3 separate regions of the Homo sapiens genome follow, and all the other regions are linked to region 2. Evidence: chromatin contacts called from ENCODE Hi-C or POLR2A ChIA-PET data. All regions are on one chromosome and are shown on one strand. The core of a region is the stretch at or near the end of the contact, and the rest is flanking DNA. Distances in the headings are between cores, read along the strand shown.

Region 1 (3,948 bases), core at 160-2,659, 130 kb after region 2:
TGGGGATCCATCGTCTCCAAGCCTCAGTCTCCCTCATCTGTGCTAGGCAGATGAGATTATGAGTTTCACAGGGTTTTAGAACTAAATTTACAAAACTGCAAAATACCTAGCCTAGCATCTGATACATAGCATACCTTTAAATAATGTGAGCCCCGGTTTCATCTTTTACCCATTCTCAGTGGACTTTGATGTAGCATCAGAGTTTTCTTACCCAGGCCAGTTGGGAAGGCAAAAGGCAGGGATGGCATCTGTGAAGAACATGCCCCTGGGCTGGTCACTGGTCCGAGGCCCGAGGCCTCCAAGCTCAAACCTGCCAGGTCACTGCGGGCTTGGCTCAGCTTCCCAGGCCTGCCCTCGGGGACCTCTGCAGCCCTACCTGGCTGTTCCATGCTCCTGGGCCAGCCTTCCCTCAGTTTCCACTCTGGACCAGAATCAGAGGCCAGAGCCAAGGGAGAGATTGTTTCTTTCCATCCAGCTGTGGAGATGGGGAAAGTAAAGGTAGGACTGCACTGACCGTGTCTTTTGTGGGACAGGCAGGACTTCCGGGCTGGGAGGAGGAGATCTTGTACCAGAGTCTCCAAAAGGCATCTGCCCCATTGCCTCTCTGCGCACCGCAGAGAGGGGTGTGCGGGCCCGTGGGTCCCGCCTGCACGCTCTGCTGTTCCAGGCGCTCGACCTCTTTGCCCCCTAGGTCAACGAGGGGAATCCACTCTGCCATGGGGAAGTCGCTGCCCCGTAGGGTATAAGAACTTCCCCATAGTTCACCCCTTCCTCCCTGGCCGCCCAGTCTGGAAGGGGAGCTGGAGAAGGCGGCGGGGGGTGGGGGGAAGGCGGGGGGGAAGGCGGGGGGGTGGGGCGGGCTTCTCTGGTTTCTTACCCTCCTGGGGTCAGGTTTCCTCAGCTCCCTCCCTTAAGGAGGGGAAATCGAGGAAGAGGCCCATCTCCATGGAAACTTTCTGGTAACAAGGCTGTGAAAGAGAAGGGGACAGGTGTTTCAGGAAGAAGGGAAGGCGCTGAGGATGGGCCTGGAGAGGAAGTGTCCCTGAAAGTGGTTTTGGGGCTGCCCGCGCCAGCGAAAAGCACGTGTCCCATTTCCTGCCGGAATGGCCAGAAAAGGTCTCCTCCCCGGCTCTGCCCCCTCTAGCTGAGTCCTGGACCTCTAGGGACTCCCACCTACACCCTTCCCATAAAGCCTGACCCAGCTGGGACGCAAAGGCTAGTGTCCCCCTCCCCGAGTCGGTAGGGGCTGGGGAGGGAGGTGGTATGGCCCGGAGCCCCAGGCCGAGGGCCCGGGCACCCGTGCATCCCCCCTTCTGCTCCCCATTCTCTCACAGGAGGGCCATGAAACGCAACGCCCGGCTGAGGTGCCCCTTCCGGAAGGGCGCCTGCGAGATCACCCGGAAGACCCGGCGACAGTGCCAGGCCTGCCGCCTGCGCAAGTGCCTGGAGAGCGGCATGAAGAAGGAGAGTGAGCAGTGGGCGCGCGGGCGGGCCGGCGCCGGGGTGCACGGCTCTGAGTAAGGACGTGCCGTGGGTGTGGGCATGCTTGTGTGGAGATGCGCGCCGAGTGTGCGCGTGAACACACGTGCACATGTGAGCTGGTGTCCGTGTGCAACAGGCAGCCACCTGGGGGAGCGCTTGCAGTCGGCCCTCTGGGAGATGGAGGGAGTCGGTAATCTCTGCCCTGGGATGTGTGCTGGGCAGCCCTGGACAGGGCGTGCCCTCTGTCTCCCCTCAGTTGCTCCTGCATCATTCTTTTTGTCCCCTTCATAATTGTTGTAATGGTTTGAAACCACATTTGCGGGTAGGAGTGTGAATCTGGGGGAGGGAAGCAGGAGCCACATGGGTGATAGGACCCGGGGCCTTCTAGGTGCTAGCCCCATCAGCTGCCCCAGACCTGGATCTTTATAGGGGAACTGTTTGCAGACAGGTGACATGAGGTGTTCTCATTCTACCTATTTAACTTTGATATATTTGTGCTCCTAGGTCACTATGAGATTAAGGCTCATGCGGAAAAGGCTAGGTGTTTCTAGTGCATATTTGTCTCCATGGAACACAAAGGGACCCAAAGCTGCTTCTTTCAAGGACAAGTTCTCTAGGCTGCTGGCAGGCATTCTTGATCTCTCCCCACCAAGGACCTCATAGCTTTGTTCTACACACATGAGTGGGCTCCAGAAATCCACAGAAGACCCTAAGGCTCTGGGCTATATAAGAAGTCTCTGGAGTTGCTATTTCTTGCTAAGCTGTAGCCCAGCTCTCTAGGGTCTTGGAGACCCAGACACCTCTGAAGAGTCTTGGTATATAATTCACCAGAAAATGATAATTGTAGATGCCATTTACTGAACATCTCTTATGTACCAGGAACTATATTAGGCACCCTACATGCAAGGTCTCATTTAACAGCGGTGCGAGGTAAACACGGTTTCTCCGGATCACAAAGGAGAAACCTGGAGGCAGGAGAGGTTAAGGAGGTTGCTTGGGGTCACAGGTAGTAAGTGGCAAAGCTTTCATGCAAACCCAGCGCCTTTGGATTCTGAAGCCCGTGCTCTTGCCAGGGCCCCACAGTGTCCTCACAAACTCCACTGCAGAGGGCAAAACACCAGCCTCACCTCATCTCTGTCCTCACCCAAGTGTTTCTCCAGAAGAGCCCACAGGCCTCTTGAGTCCAGACAGGGGAGAATTGCTTGTCACCATTACTTTCTCTTTTGCCTAACGGCTTCTGCTGCCTTGAGAGGGTTACACAGTGGCTCTCCAGGGGGCTGGAGGCTCACCAGGGGCACGTGTGCCTGAGCCAGCCTCACTGTCCCTGCAGTGATCATGTCCGACGAGGCCGTGGAGGAGAGGCGGGCCTTGATCAAGCGGAAGAAAAGTGAACGGACAGGGACTCAGCCACTGGGAGTGCAGGGGCTGACAGAGGAGCAGCGGATGATGATCAGGGAGCTGATGGACGCTCAGATGAAAACCTTTGACACTACCTTCTCCCATTTCAAGAATTTCCGGGTAGGAGGAACTGCACAGTGACCCGAGGTGTCACTGCCATCTTCATTCTCACATAGAAACTGAGGTTCCCCAAGGATAAGAAACTTATACAAGGTCACAGCTAATCAGTGGTGGAGGGTAGATTTGGAGAGCTGGTCCTGCATCTGTGCTAGCTCCTCAAAGCCTTAGTCTCATTCCCAAAGGTTCTGAAAGTGTGGTCCCTGGGTCAGCAGCATCAGCATGCAGATTTTCAGGTCACCTCAGATCTCCTGAATCTGAAGCTCCAGGGAGGGGCAGGACCCCCCGGTGATTCTGTTGCAGGTTCAGGTTTGAAAAATCACTGCTCTCTCCTTTAAGGCAGGTAGGAACTGGGTCTAAGCAATAAGTGGAGGGAAAGCTAGGCAGTTCCCCAGTGTTGCTGGCATTCGGGGCTTTATGAGGACAGGATCAGGACCTGTTGGGGGTGTGACTTTTGTGAACTGGTGTTTCTTGATCCCAGCACATTAACTATGTCTGTGCTCTAAGTGCCCTCCTTCCCCTTTGCACTGATAGATATCTCAAGTGGCCCTTCACAGCCCAAATAACTGGATTAGCCCAGTGACCTCAGATCTGCTCTTCCCATCCATAGCACCCTAAACCTTCTGAGTCTCCTGAGCCCAACATCTGGAATGCTTGGGATGACACACCATGGTTGCAGTCCCCCTTACCCTCCATTTTAACCAAGCAGGGATGTGTGTGACCATTAATTCATAGATCCCCAAAGCACCTTCATCTGATAGAGAACACCAGAGAGAAGAAACAAATGCTGTGTGTGTATATGTGTGAGGACACACGCATGCATGTGGGTGTGAATGCCTGCATTTGTGCATCCTCTCGAGCTGCAACTGTGGCTGTGCATGTTTGGCTGGGGCCTGAGTTGGGACCTGTCTATGAAAGCACATGCTGTCTCTCCTCTGTCCACCTCCTGGC
Region 2 (4,264 bases), core at 1,683-4,182:
TTCCGTGGGATACCCACTCCCTACTTAAAAGCATTTCTTGGCCAGGCATAGTGGCTCACACCTCTTAATCCCAGCACTTTGGGAGACCAAGGCAGGAGGATTGCCTGAGTCCAAGAGGTTGAGACCAGCCTGGGCAAGATGGTGAAACCCCATCTCTAAAAAACAACACAAAAAATTAGCCAGGCACGGTGGCCCACACCTGTAGTCCCAGTTACTTAGGAGGCTGAGGGGAGGATCACCTGAACCTCCCAGGTTGAGGCTGCAATGAGCTGTGATTGGGCCACTTCACCCCAGCCTGGGTAACAGAGTGAGACCCTGTCTCAAAAAAAAAAAAAAAAAAGCATTTACTGAAGTCCCACAATATTTATTAGAAACAAGAAAGAGAATATGTTTCTTTTAGTTCCCTCAGTCAATTTTCCTAAAGCCATGGGACCTAAAGGCTTTTGTCAAACCCTTTCTTAAAAGCTCAATTCTCCCCTTCCCCAATCCGCTAAATGACTGTCTTTACTGACATAATTTACTCCCTTCATTGGGAACTGAAAAATCATGGTTTTTTCAAATTGATACTTAAGCATTTTAGATTAACCAGGTGAACTACCTTTCAGAGAGAATGTAGCCCAATTGTTGCTAAATCTGTAAAGCAATACACAACTTTGAAGCAAGAAGCTTACCATTTCATATTTTAAATCCTAGGGCTCTCATGCATTCCTTGTGGGCCTCAATTAGATGTCCACAGTGTTCTTCTCCTTTCTCGATGATACTATAAAACAAAATGTACTTGTTATCTAAATATGCATTAAGCACATTATTAAGTATGCATGATAGTGATGGGGAGTGAGACAAAACACGGGTATAATGGAATGTAGCTGGAATTAAAACAAACGCTATTACCTCAAACAGCTTTGTTTTTATTTGATCTTATGATATGCCCATGCCTATGAAGACATTCCACAGATAAGTGATTTTGGGGGGGAAATCTGATAAGAAATAATCACGCATATTAAATATTGCCTCTAGTCAATATCCAAGGAGTAACACTGCTCTATAAAGAAATAAACTGAGTAAAATATTTATGCTAAATGAAGGGCACAGAGAACAGCTCAATTTTTTGCTTATTATCACAGAGAAATTAACTTTCTGATTTTGCCCTACATTCAAACACAACCAAATAAATCTACTTCTAATTACATCAAAAACATCTGGTAGCCAGGAGACCGAGATAAACACCCCCTCATGATGATCAAAGAATATTTTACTTGTAAAATTCACAAAGTAAAGACTAGGACTACACAGCTTTATTTCTAAGGCCTGAAAATGTGATTTTGCAAATAATCAAGTTAAGCCCAATTCAATTACAAGGAAAAACTGACTCCTGACTATGGATATTTGGGGAGAACCCACGTGGTCTGAGGCAATCGAGGCAAAGGGAATTTAACAAAGGGAATAGGTTCTCCTTCCATGGAAACTCTACCCATCCTTCAATAGCTCAAGAGCTGCCTGCAAATGGGAGATTGCCTGGGATAGTGAGATCATTGTGAAGATAATAGCTAGCATTCATTGATCATTTATTGCCATGTATACTGTGTTAGCCACTTGACATGGCTTGTATCATTAACCTTTACAATAATACTGGAGGGAGTTTCTTTTATTAGAGTCATTTTACAGACACATGAGGCTCAAGGTCACCAAGTTAGTGGATTAAGATTCAAACCTTGACTGTGGATCCCAGACTCTTAATCATGCTGTCATACCATTCAAGGTTCAACAGCACTTACTGTTACCACTGGAACAATTTGTTCAGACTAGTCTTTCAATCCTACCCGTATTATTTACAAAGTACTGAGGATTAATAAAAGCACTGAGCTCCTACACTCTTATTATCCCATTATACCACTAATGATTTCTTTCTTATATCTACTATCTGGGAAGACAAAAGGGGCCAGAGGAAGAGATGCACATTCACGTTATCTGAGGACGTCCTCTAATGAGATTTGCTCCACAAGAGAGGCTATATAAAATGAGAACAAATCTTTTGTGGATTGACAATCTAGATGAACTATTCTTAATACTTTGTCCCCTGCGTCGTAGACTGATTGATTTTCAACTTTTGGTTGTCTTAAAAGGGTTGAAGCGTAACTCTTCAGAACTGTAAGGAATACACTCTGTGTCCTACTGTCTCTAAATTTTGGGAGAAAGCCTTAGAAATTACCAGAAAACCTTTCCTGTTTGGTCTTAACAAATCTATCATAGCCCTTACCACGTCGTATACAAGTCACTGGTTTATGTCTCCATTAACTTTAAGCTCCTTTATATCAAGATGCATCTTTATCCATGTCTACATCTTCGGACCTAACGCAGTGCTTAACCCATAACAGATACTCAACACACATTTGTAGGAAGGAATGAGTGGTTGAAGCTTGCCGTTCTCCTCTCTCTCCATCGTTTCCCGGTACTAAGCTACGGGATAAGTCAACAGAGACCCGACCACGAAACCTACAAGGCCCAATAATTATCTCCAGAGCGCCGCAATGGGGCGGGGCGGGGCGGGGCGGGGGGGGGGGGCAGACAGGGAGGAGGAGTGGGGGAAGGGGGGAAGGAAGAGGGCAGAGGGCAGAAGGCAGAGGGCAGAGGGCAGAAGGCAGAGGGCAGAGGCCGTAGGGCAGAGGCACCGGAAGGCACAGGCCGCGGCCCGGGGCTCGTCGGCCGCGCCCTCTCCGGCTGCGCACTGACCACGCATCGCGCGCCTTCTTGGTCTCCGGGCAAGCGCAGCAGGGCTTCAGCGGCTTCTTCTCCTGAGACTCAGGCGGGGCAGGGTTTGAGTCAACCAGACCCGGCATCTTTCGCGCCAAAAGCAGCTATGAGCGGAGACAGCCAAATCTATGCCAGCCTCGGCAAACGCCGATTCGTCCGCAGTCACTTCCGGCAGTCGCTCTAAAAAGTACAGGAAGTCCTGCTTCTCTCTGACAGGTGGGGAATTTAAAAGGAGCGCGTGCGCAGAAGAGGCAAAATTCGGGCCTTAACGAGAGGGTGCCCCCTTCAGCGCATGCGCAAGGAGGCCCGCTGAACGCTCACCTGGACTGTGGTATTTACACTCTAGGACTCTAGGTCATAGAGTATTTGTTAAATCAACTTGGGGAGGGCTCACGAAGAAAGAAAGCAGCAAGACAACTGAGAGATCTCGTAACACCCGCTCCTCCCCACCCAATATCGAAACGGAAGCCCAAGATGGTGAAATGATTTGTTCAAGCCAAACAGGAGAAACCATAAGTGAAAGCCAGTTCCCTTGAATAACAGACTAGTTTCCCCCTTTTCTTTTATCCGCCTTCTTCCTGATCCCCACACACTGCAGGCCTTTCCTCTCTTTCATTGACCTATTTAAAAATGAATAGCAAGACATAGAACCACCGAGTCCACAACTATTGGGGGAATTTAAAAGGTCCTATAACCCCCTATACACCTCCTACGCACATTAAATCCTCAGCTAATTTGCATTTATAGCCCCCCTCCAACTGATCTGAATTCAGTATGAATTATTCAGTCATATATTCGTTAATATACTGATGAATAAAATTGAAAAATACCATTTCCATAGCATTTCCTCAGGTACATAGATAAACTGGTGCCCGTCTTATTCGCAATGAAATGGATATAATCATTGGATTTTTTTCCTGCAGAGTATTGTTGGAAACAGGCAATAAACTCTTTTTTATTTTATTTTATTTTATTTTTTGGAGATAGGGTCTTGCTCTGTCGCCCAGGCTGGAGTGAAGTGGCACGATCTTGGCTGACTGCAACCTCCACCTCCTGGGTTCAAGCAATTCTCCTGCCTCAGCCTCCTGAGTAGCTGGGATTACAGGTGTGCACCACCACGCCCGAGTAATTTTTGCATTTTTTAGTAGAGACGGGGTTTCGCCATGCTGGCCAGGCTGGTCTCGAACTCTGACCTCAGGTGATCCGCCCACATCAGCCTCCAAAAGTGCTAGGTTATAGGCATGAGCCACCGCGCCTGGCCAATAAAATCATTTTTTAAAGCAGGACTTGGAGGCACTGTTCAATAGCTGCAGGGTGATAGGTATTTTTAGGTACTTAAACTTTCAGCATCACCTAATCAAAGTTTGTTTCTATATTATAGATATTTAACTCAGGGAATTTACAGGCGTGTCTGTGAACTGGTGCTGTATAAGAGTAATTTCTATATGTGTATTTTTCAGGTTACTAAGACCATCCCCATTTTGTCATCTGAAAACTTTCAATAAGGATGATT
Region 3 (4,246 bases), core at 882-3,381, 150 kb before region 2:
AGAAAACTGACTATAGAGATATAGAAGAACAAATGACCAAATCTGTGAAGAGTTGAGAAGAAACTTTAATCCCGATAATCACTTAAGGAAGACACTAATACTTGATTTAGAAACAGAACTGATCTATTATTTGGAAATTAGTTTTTAACTCTTCATAAATATAAATCTATAGTTTTGTTCTATCTGACTTTTCTCTACCTTGGATTACCATTGTTATAGCCTTTGACCAGTTCCTAAAAGGTCTGGTCACAGAGTTTAAGAGTGGCAGGGTACTTACATTCCCCCAGCCCTGGGAGCAAGAGGACAGCGAGACTTCAAGCCTTCACACCTTAGCACAAAGTGTGTCAGTTCCCACACATCACTCCTGTGAGAACTCTAGGACCCAGCATACTAGGAATATCTTATGGATCAGAGCTGTCACCACAACGGTATCCATTATGGTAATGTGGAAATCATAATTGGCTTGTGAGGTTAGGAGAGAGAAGAAAGTTACTGTATTTGAAGTTCAGGGAGCAGTATTTGCTTCTAAATTGCTATACCAAAGCAGGGAGGAAAAGACAAATGCTATCCTTTTTGTTTTAAATCTGTAAGAACTAAAGAAATGGAGCAGTATTTGATTTATCCTTTTTATCTGATTACAGGAAAGGCAGACTACAAGTTACTGAGCACCTCCCTGAGAAAATTGAAAGTAGTTTACAGGAAGATGAACCTGAGAATGATGCTAAGAAAATTGAAGCACTGCTAAACCTTCCTAGAAACCCTTCAGTAATAGATAAACAAGACAAGGACTGAAAGTGCTCTGAACTTGAAACTCACTGGAGAGCTGAAGGGAGCTGCCATGTCCGATGAATGCCAACAGACAGGCCACTCTTTGGTCAGCCTGCTGACAAATTTAAGTGCTGGTACCTGTGGTGGCAGTGGCTTGCTCTTGTCTTTTTCTTTTCTTTTTAACTAAGAATGGGGCTGTTGTACTCTCACTTTACTTATCCTTAAATTTAAATACATACTTATGTTTGTATTAATCTATCAATATATGCATACATGAATATATCCACCCACCTAGATTTTAAGCAGTAAATAAAACATTTCGCAAAAGATTAAAGTTGAATTTTACAGTTCGTATATTCATGTGGTCCTTTGAAAGGGTATTCTAGAAATCACTGGAAAGAGGAGAGGAAAGAACCAGGTAGGCAAATGGTCTGTGAAACCCTTGGGTCCTGGAAGCAGTGTGAGTGTAAATGTGTAGTGTTTGGTTTCATCTAAATAAACAAAGATGATTTCTTTGACACTTGAAATAAAATACAAATTCAACAAAAAGTAGATCAGCATTATTAAAGAAACGGTTCAACTTTGTTTCTTCCCTTAGTATTGCTGACAAAGTATCTGCTGTAGAATACAGGAATTACTTAGAATAGAAACATAGTCATCACAACTGTTACTAAATGGAAAAGAAAAGAATTATTGAGTTAAGTATTCCTGTCAATACGGGAAACACTGCTAGTACCTTATGTTGGTGTTAGACCTCTCTGCCCTACACTGAGAATATAGTTTTACACAGGAGCAAGGTTTGTGAAGCAGCATAGTGAGGTAGCTAAAGCCATGGGCTGGCTCTAAAGGCTTTAAATCCCAGCCATGTGGCTTAGCTGCCATGAGATGTGCATTTGAGAAATGTTGTCTTCTTTTGCTGTTCAACTCCAGATTTTCAGATGATAATGTGATTATCCCAGCTTAAGTTGCGTCCACTTCTGGTCTAGTGAATTGTGGAAGGCAGTTTTAGAGAAAGGAGTCATGAGTAACATGAACAGCAGTTGGCTATGTCTTTCCAGTTCTCTGCTGATGTCAGAAAGACCCAGAAATACCAAGGAGAAAAAGCCATCTTAGGGATCTAAGGAGGCCCTATGGAAAGTTACTACCTTAGACATTTGAAGATAGCTTACTGCTTAGTACATACACTGTAAACAACGATCTCATTTTAAATGAGAACTTTCTCATAAATATTTTACAAATGAGGTCAAACTAGCATAAAGCCATTTAAAGAGATTATCAGTCCAATATGAACCAGTTAAGTCTTTGGACTATCCCTTTCCTCCTTGACTACTGCTTTGACGTACCTAAATCATTCGTCTTACATGTCAGAGGAAATTAGTTTTGGATAGTTCTCCTTTCTGCTGTACCTCATGGGGGAGTGAGAGAGCAGCAATAGAGAACACAATGAAAAAAATGGAATACTGGGTAAACACCAATAATATTTCCATTAGTCTCCTAAAGATGTTCATGCCATACTTCCTATGCATTACATTGGGCTTTTGTAAACAGCAGCATAAAATCTTCTACTCTGACATTAGGAAATCAGATAGTCTCTGAAGTTGACCTGTTATTGGACAAATTCTACTTCCAGCAGCACTTTGCCTGACATATATATGTATATACCAGTTAACAGGCCACAGTCAAACTGATAAAGGGAAAGAGCACCAGAGTTAGGAAATCTGGGTTCTGGCGCTGGCCTTTATAATTCGGGTCACCTCCCTGGGCCTCAGTGCCTTTGTCATTAATAACACTGGTATTCTCTAAAGTCCCTTCCAGAACTCAAGAATTCTGCATTTCAAAACACCTTGATCAAGGTCACCAGAGCTACTTCTGTGCCCACCATATTCCTCTAGACACTTCCTGCAAAGCAACTGAAGTGAAGAAGCACCTAAGAGCAGATACGTAAAGGGCAAGGTGGGGTAATCTTGTCCATCTGAGGAAGTTCCCAGAAGAGGTCAATTGCAAATGGAGGTGGGACCTGAGAAAACAAAGAAATGATTACATCAAACCCTATATTGGCAAAGGAGGAAAACATCTTAAATTTATTTATATATTAAATTATACATATATAATTTTTAAATTATATATGTATATATGTATATATAATTTAATTATATATGTATATATATATATTTTAAATATAAGATCTTAATTTTAATCTCTTAATTTACATTTTAATCTCAAGATCAAGGGTATTCCCAGCTTGTACACAGTAACCTTGATAGCTGAAGAATATGAAGGGAAAGCTGAATTATGAGAGAACTTAAAACTACTCTGGCAATTTTTGTCACATGAAATATCGATCAGGCAAATGTTTAGTTATTACCAGCTATTACCAAACGACCAAATGCTTGATCAAGCCACTCTTCTATGTGTGGGGCTCTCAGGCATGGTTGCTTTTCTCAATAAACCTACATACAGTCCAGTAAAGGATAGAAGGAAGATGTGGTACATGAAAATCAACCTATGCTGGTGGTATGAGATGTGCTATAGAGGTGGAACTGCTTGAGCTAGACAAGATGACCACAGAAGGCCTTGTGTAGAAGATTGGGTACACGGCTTCATTTTGAAGTATCAGCAGACTGAGCAGAAGACTTTTTAGATAGAAAGTCAAGAAAATTGTAGATAATGACAGAACTGAGCCAGAGCAACATCCTGGAAAAGACATTCTGAGGAGTGAGCAAGCATTCAGTGGAAATGAAAAAACAGGATAGGAAGTTGAGACACTGCCTTGGGGGAAAATATGTGTAGGCTGCCAGGTTGTAGGGAAAGGAGCCTGAACTTGATGTCCAGTTTGAATCTTGGTTTTATTCTTCATCTGTATGACCGTACCTCAAGCAAATCTCTTAACCTCTGGGAGCCTCTGGTTTCTCTCCCATAACATGGAAATAGATCTTGCTCATAGAGATTTTTATAAGACTAAGATGAAATAGTGTTTTTGCAAAACAACCTGTTGTATAAGCGTCAGGTATTATTTTTCATTTTTCTTTATATTTCCCCCTCCTGCCCAGGACAATTCTTGCTTTCCTTTATTTTTAAAGATAATTTTGTAGACTAATTCCTATACTGGTGTTACTCTAACCTTCACAAGTCAAAGCTGAACTGTTTAGGGAGGCTTATAACTACCTGGGACCTGATATCAGTCTCTTGGATTCTAATGTCCCATGTAAGTTTCTCTTGCATGAAAATACCTGGGGATTTGTGACTCACTAAAGCTAGTGCTGTGTTAGGCTCTCTTAACAGGATGGACATTCCAGACCCCAGATAATAATTATCTCATTGTATGTAGAGTCATTAAGACCAAATCTAAAGTCTTGGGTTCCGTTTACCCCATTCATGTGAGGCACTGGAAACCATGCCATGTGAGGAACAATTGACAGAACTCAAGGGTATTTAGACTGAAGAGATCAGCTGGAATGTGGAAAGTTAAAAAGCTTTG

Evidence for each region. A loop is a pair of places that touch in the nucleus more often than their neighbours do. ChIA-PET counts read pairs that join two places held with the same protein, here RNA polymerase II (POLR2A). Pooled maps may share reads with other maps.
Region 1: a loop to region 2 is called in a map of naive thymus-derived CD4-positive, alpha-beta T cell, with 2.4 times the contacts of the local background. The contact joins the enhancer-like site here to the promoter of COX17 in region 2. A Hi-C loop is called at or near these places in 1 of 168 maps with a recorded cell type or tissue (naive thymus-derived CD4-positive, alpha-beta T cell) and 7 of 50 pooled maps. POLR2A ChIA-PET finds 5 or more read pairs at or near these places in 5 of 52 experiments (BJ, Caco-2, MCF 10A and 2 more).
Region 3: a loop to region 2 is called in a map of PC-3, with 8 times the contacts of the local background. The contact joins the enhancer-like site here to the promoter of COX17 in region 2. A Hi-C loop is called at or near these places in 44 of 168 maps with a recorded cell type or tissue (B cell, Caco-2, Calu3 and 21 more), 9 of 37 single-sample maps with no recorded cell type and 30 of 50 pooled maps. POLR2A ChIA-PET finds 5 or more read pairs at or near these places in 7 of 52 experiments (B cell, GM10248, H1 and 4 more).

What each region holds. Positions count from the first base shown.
Region 1 is chr3:119,808,727-119,812,674 of GRCh38, forward strand. It overlaps NR1I2 (nuclear receptor subfamily 1 group I member 2), which reads left to right. Exons shown (of 9, transcript NM_003889.4): 3 at 1,335-1,468; 4 at 2,813-3,000. Among named protein-coding and RNA genes, the nearest start is that of NR1I2, 29 kb to the left of the region's middle. RefSeq lists enhancers at 970-1,473, 1,451-1,510 and a silencer at 981-1,240. Within about 2 kb of position 1,410, at least 3 of the 41 ENCODE cell types and tissues checked have a DNase peak (open chromatin) inside an H3K27ac peak, as active enhancers do.
Region 2 is chr3:119,674,474-119,678,737 of GRCh38, forward strand. It overlaps COX17 (cytochrome c oxidase copper chaperone COX17), which reads right to left and starts at 2,933. Exons shown (of 3, transcript NM_005694.2): 1 at 2,731-2,933; 2 at 672-760. The coding sequence starts at 2,837. The coding sequence ends at 676. RefSeq lists an enhancer at 3,112-3,371.
Region 3 is chr3:119,522,965-119,527,210 of GRCh38, forward strand. It overlaps TIMMDC1 (translocase of inner mitochondrial membrane domain containing 1), which reads left to right. Exons shown (of 7, transcript NM_016589.4): 7 at 642-2,126. The coding sequence ends at 792. It overlaps CD80 (CD80 molecule), which reads right to left. Exons shown (of 7, transcript NM_005191.4): 7 at 1,329-2,785. Among named protein-coding and RNA genes, the nearest start is that of TIMMDC1, 27 kb to the left of the region's middle. Within about 2 kb of position 2,132, at least 2 of the 41 ENCODE cell types and tissues checked have a DNase peak (open chromatin) inside an H3K27ac peak, as active enhancers do; they include B cell, where a contact is called at or near this core.